Linked DNA regions of Homo sapiens: region 2 is linked to region 1. The links are chromatin loops, found by intact Hi-C in ENCODE. Cell type or tissue: prostate gland. All regions are shown on one strand. Each heading gives the region's core, and the rest is flanking DNA. Links, peaks and the distances in the headings are about the cores only. Region 1 overlaps AFG3L2 (AFG3 like matrix AAA peptidase subunit 2). Region 2 overlaps CIDEA (cell death inducing DFFA like effector a).

Region 1 (2,913 bases), core at 154-2,653:
AAAGGTACCTTTTTTCTCTCCCATAACTTCTTTAGGTTCACTAGCTTTTTTTCCATTTTTTCCATTAGGAAAGTATTTTTCAAATCCTGTTAGAAAAAGAAAAAAAATACTTATCTTCAAACTAAAATTCATCAGGTTTGTGTTCATTTTGTTTTCAAAGCAGCTGATGCATCACTGAAAAGCACAAGCTGGCCAGGCGCAATGGCTCATGCCTGTAATCCCAGCACTTTGGGAGGCTGAGGTGGGCAGATCACCTGAGGTCAGGAGTTCGAGACCAGCCTGCCCAACATGGCGAAACTCCGACTCTACTAAAAGTACAAAAAATTGGCTGGGTGTGGTGGCAGGTGCCTGTAATCCCAGCTACTCGGGAGGCTGAGGCAGGAGAATCGCTTGAACCCAGAAGGCGGAGGTTGCAGTACGCCAAGATCGCACTAGTGCACTCCAACCTGGGCGACAAGAGCCAAACTCAGTCTCCAAAAAAAAAAAAAAAAGCACAAGCTAAAAGCATAACATTTCTTGTGTACAAGTACATCAAAGTCTAAATAATATAGTTCACAACCCAGAAGTGTTAAAGGAAAAAGCCTCCTTTTTGCATATCAATTTCATTATCTACAAATGTGTTACATTTGAAGATGACATATCTTCATCGCTGTAATCAGACATAAGTTGGAGGCAGGGGAATGGGTTACAGAAGGAGACAAAAGACCCAACCTAAGAATGTAGAACACTACAGCCACACCTAAGCATTTACCTTTTGGGGGTCGAGAACAGAATCTTTGATAAGCAGCAATTATATCTGTCAAAAGAGAATTTCTGCTGGCCCTTGCTTGAGTTGTAACAAATCGGTAAAGCTGCAACAAGACATAAAAATAAAACCATAGTTATATCAAGATAAAAAACTTAAAAGAGCTTCATTTCCTGGTCATAAAGTAGATGAAAGGTCTCTCTCTTCCACAGGTGGTTATGAAGTAACACAGAATGACTCCCTTAGTGAGGACTAGGATTACCTAGCACTAGGCCACTGATTCCAGCAAAAGAACCAGGAGACACACATTATTATCCAGAAAACAAGAATATTTCAAAATCAGACATAATGTAGAATTGCAATCCAATTATAATTATGTGACAACACATTCACTTTGATGATGTTTGTTTAATTTGTAGCATTCAAAAGACAAACCCTGGCCAGGCGCAGTGGCTCACACCTGTAATCCCAGTACATTGGGAGGCCGAGGTGGGTGCATCACGAGGTCAGGAGTTCAAGACCAGCCTGGCCAAGATGGTGAAACCCCGTCTCTACTAAAAATACAAAAATTAGCCAGGCACAGTGGCAGGTGCCTGTAATCCTAGCTACTCGGGAGGCTGAGGCAGGAGTACTGCTTGAACCCAGGCAGCAGAAGTTGCAGTGAGCCGAGATCACGCCACTGCACTCCAGCCTGGGCGATGGAGTGAGACTCCGTCTCAAAAAAATAAAAATAAAATAATAGTTATAAAAATTACAAAACCAAATAAAACCACCTCACATCCACTATAATCAAAAAGACAGACAAGTATGGGTGAGGATGTGAGAAACTGGAGCCCTGTACACTGTGCTGGTGAGAATGTAAAATGGTGTAGCCACTCTGGAAAACAGTTTGACAGAGCTCCAAAATGGTACCACATGACTCTATGGGTCACCATATGACCCAGCAATGCCATCCCTACCCAAGGAAGCTGAAAACACATGTCCACGAAAAATATGCACACAAATGTTCACAGAAGCCTTATTCATAACAGTCAAAAAGTAGGAACAAGCCAAACGTTCACCACCTGATGATGAACAGATAAATAAAATGTGGTATACCCATACAAGAGAATACCAGTCACTCAAACAAAGGAATGAAGTACTGACACGTGGATGAACTCTGAAAACATCATATTAAGTGAAAGAAGGCAGACACAAAAGGTCACATATTATGATTCCATTTATACGAAATGTCTAGAATAGGCAAATCCATAGAGAGATAGACACATTAGTAGTTGCCTAGAGTTGGGGGAATGATTACAGAGAAATGCGAAATGATTACTAATGGTCGCAGGGCTTCTTTCTGGAGTGCTGAAAATGTTCTGGAATTGGAGACAGTGATGATGGTTGCATAACTTTATGAATATGTTAAAAACCAATGAACTGTACATTTAAGATGAACAATGGTTTGTAAATTAAAATGTCAATAAAAAACAAATAAAACAGAATGAGATGATTTAACTTCAAATAAATACAGAATTCCACACAGCAAAACAGGACAGGAACACCAACACTGTTTTTGTCTGAGTGCAATACTGGCCTGGGAGACTTTGGAGCTTATGTTGTGTTACACCCTGCCCAACCACAGGAACACTTGGCCTATGAAATAACCACTGATAACAGATAAGAATGCAACATAAGAGTTTTTTTCCAGTGCCAAATCCATTAAGGGTGTAGATTAAAATGAAATGTTATTCAAGCTAGACAAGTCAACAACTCCAGGCCAGGTGCTGTCAAGCAGTGGGGTGTCCGAAGGGGAATCAGAACCAGTTCCCACCCCTAAGAAGCACAGAAACATAGGGAAGAAAATCATGGGACAAATCAGTTACACTATGGCATAACAATGTAACCAAACAAAAGCTCTGAGTACAGGGAACAGGAGTGGTGCAGAGGTAATATGAAGGGGTCTTTATATTGCCACGTCTTAGTCTTAGTCCTTTCTGTTCCGCTATAACAGAGTGCCTGAAGCTGGGTAATTTACAAAGAAAGGTTTATTTAGCTCACAGTTCTGCAAGAGGGGAAGTATGAGAAACAGGGTGCTGGGCTTATGGTGAGGGTCACATGCTAGGTCAAATTATGGCAGGAGAAGGTGCTACATCAAAACACGGTGGGAGAAGGTCAATGGCAAA
Region 2 (2,913 bases), core at 249-2,748, 100 kb before region 1:
CATAAAAACCTCTTGAGAGGAGGGGAGATGTGGGAGGTGGATGGGGTCTCTAAGGGATGGCAGTGTGTAGGTTTCATTTTACGTCTTTCTGTCCCTTACTTCTACATATATTATACATATACATATATATTATATATATAACCTCACAATTTTCCTGACTGGGAAAGAAACCACAGACCAATTATAAAAGCATAATATTTAGAATAAAATGTAATCTTTAATGTAGATGAGGGCTGGGCGCAGTGGCTCACACCTGTAATCCCAGCACTTTGGGAGGCCAAGGTGGGTGGATCACAAGGTCAGGAGTTCAAGACCAGCCTGGCCCACGGGGTGAAACCCCGTCTTTACTAAAAATACAAAAATTAGACAAGCATGCTGGTAGGCACCTGTAATCCCAGCTACTTGGGAGGTTGAGGCAGATAATTGTTCGAACCTGGGAGTTGGAGGTGCAGTGAGCTGAGATAGCACCAATGCACTCCAGCCTGGGCGACAGAGCAAGACTCCGTCTCACAAAAAAAAAAAAAAAAAAAAAAAAAAAAGCAGGTGGGGAGATGTCTGTAGATGAGACTATTAATTGTGGGGTGAATTAGACAAATCATTTAAAGCAAATATTGGTCTGCATGGCTTTTTGCTTGAGGAAAGTGTAACAGCAAAAATAATGCCCCCACAGACCACAGACACCTCTGTTTGTTTTCTTTTCTTTTTCTTTTTCTTTTCTTTTTTTTTTTTTTTTTTTTTTTGAGACAGTTTTGCTTTTGTCGCCCAGGAGGGAGTGCAATGGCGTGATCTGGGCTCACTGCAACCTCCACCTCCAGGGTTCAAGTAATTCTCCTGCCTCAGCCTCCCGAGTAGCTGGGATTACAGGCGCCCACCACCACGCCCGGCTAATTTTTGTATTATTAGTAGAGACGGGGTTTCGCCATGTTGGCCAGGCTGGTCTCAAACTCCTGACCTCAGGCGATCCACCCACCTCGGCCTCCCACCGTGCTAGGATTACAGGCGTGAGCCCAGGCGGCCGGACAGACGCCCCTGTCTTAATCCTCAGCCGTGGCAGATGGGATTAAGTGAAGGTTACTGGGGCGGGGTTGGGGTGGGGTTTGTCCTGGATCATCTGGGTAGAGGCCGAAGTCTTCACAAGGGTCCTTATGAGAGGGAGGCAGGTGAGCATGAAGGCCAGAGGCAGAGGAGGAGGAGAGATGTGGGGTACCCACCAAGGCAGGCGCCCAAGAAGCCGGGAAAAGCGAGGGGCCGGGCCTGCCCCGCAGCCCCCACGGCGGCCCTGCGCCCTGGCTTTGACTCTGACCTCGGCAGTGGGACAGCATTGGTGTGTGGGTTTCATGCCACTGAGGTTCTGGTCGTTTGTTACAGCAGCAGTAGGAGATGGGAAAGGCGGGTTTGTTTTTCTAAAGGAGACACTCAGCTAACAGGGAGGAGTTGGTGGTGGGCGCTGGGAACCTGGTTGCAGGGCAGGGTGGTGGGGGCGGTCGATGCCACGGGTGTAGATGCCACCGCCGGCCACGCGCTCCAGGGGGCTCGCGGCCCCCGTTTCGGCTGCGCAACCACCTCCCTGGATCCCAGCCACCTGTAGGCCTTTCTGGGCAAAACCAGTTTAGACTGAGACCAGAACGCTGGAGCAGGAAGCCGCCAGCAGGTGTCTCGCTCCCCGGTCCCAGCGCCCTCAGGAAGAGCGCGGCCCCGCAGCCCCCGCCCGGCGAGGCCCCAGCGGATCCGCGGCGGGAGGGCGTCATAATTTTAACCAAGACTGGAGACATTTAGGGAGAGTAAAATTAAAACTTTCAAAAGTCAGAAAGGGATGTGAGGCTCGGAAAAAGAGGCGCGGGACGGGAGGAGAAGCCCTCTCTGATGCCAGGATCTGAGCTTTCCAAACACGTTTCCCGGCTGAGGGCTCGCTGGCGCCCCCAAGAGGCCGCTGAGAGAAAACGGCCTCAGCCTCAGCTTTGAGTGTGTGTGTGGGGGGGGGGGGTTGGGGGGGGGTTGTTGTTGTTGTTGTTGTTGTTGTTTGGTTGGGTTTTTTTGTTTGTTCGTTTGTTTTGAGATGGAGCCTCACTCTGTCGCCCAGGCTGGAGTGCAGTGGCGCGATCTCGGCTCACTGCAACCTCTACCTCCCAGGTTCAAGTGCTTCTCCTGCCTCAGCCTTCTGAGTAGCTGGGATTACAGGCGTGCACCACCATGCCTGGCTAATTTTTGTATTTTTAGTAGAGACAGGGTTTCGCCATGTTGGCCAGGCTGATCTCAAACTCCTGACCTCAGGTCATCTGCTCGTCTCGGCCTCCCAAAATGCTGGGATTACAGGTGTGCACCACCATGCCCGGCTAATTTTTGTATTTTTAGTAGAGACGGGGTTTCGCCATGTTGACCAGGCTAGTCTCAAACTCCTGACCTCAGGTCACCTGCTCCTCTTGGCCTCCCAAAGTGCTGGGATTACAGGTGTGAGCCACTGTGCCCGGCCTCAGCTTTGATTTTTAAAGTAATAAGAGGGAGCTACAACCGCTTAGAAAAGGATGATGAAGTCAACCTCACCCGAGATTCCACCTCACAAAATTTTATTTTCTTTTTCCTTCTTTTTTTTTTGACAAGGTCTTGCTCTGTCATCCAGTCTGGAGGGCAGTAGCACAATCATAGCTCACTGCAGCCTCAACCTCCTGCCCTGTTCAAGGGGTGCTCCTGCCCCAGCCTCCAAAAGTGCTGAGACTACAGGCATGAGCCACTGTGCCTGGCCACAAAATGTTTCCTGAAAGACAAATTCAAGTCAAAGACAAATGCCTGATATTTGTACCTTGGGGCAGCTTTGCTCTCTTATATTTTTAAAGTGTCACAGGAGGGAGAGCTTTTAGTTGACAGATTCCTAATCCATACATACCCCAGATCTATTCAAACAAATTCTGTATGATC

What was found. Peaks named below come from ENCODE experiments on the same cell type or tissue, not always from the same donor. Only the 100,000 strongest peaks of a DNase experiment are listed, where the experiment ranks them.
Region 2: a loop joins it to region 1, with 4 times the contacts of the local background. A loop is called at or near these places in 21 of 110 quality-filtered maps.

Annotation. Positions count from the first base shown.
Region 1 is chr18:12,370,841-12,373,753 of GRCh38, forward strand. AFG3L2 (AFG3 like matrix AAA peptidase subunit 2) reads right to left here. Exons shown (of 17, transcript NM_006796.3): 2 at 752-851; 3 at 9-86. Among named protein-coding and RNA genes, the nearest start is that of AFG3L2, 4.9 kb to the right of the region's middle. In prostate gland, for the core only: no CTCF peak of the experiment used is centred there; no DNase peak of the experiment used is centred there.
Region 2 is chr18:12,270,178-12,273,090 of GRCh38, forward strand. All of the region lies in intron 3 of CIDEA (cell death inducing DFFA like effector a), which reads left to right. Among named protein-coding and RNA genes, the nearest start is that of CIDEA, 17 kb to the left of the region's middle. RefSeq lists a silencer at 1,665-1,844. In prostate gland, for the core only: CTCF peaks have their summits at 1,723 and 1,925 (motif pointing left); DNase peaks (open chromatin) are centred at 1,644 and 1,884; H3K4me3 peaks cover 551 bases; H3K27ac peaks cover 794 bases.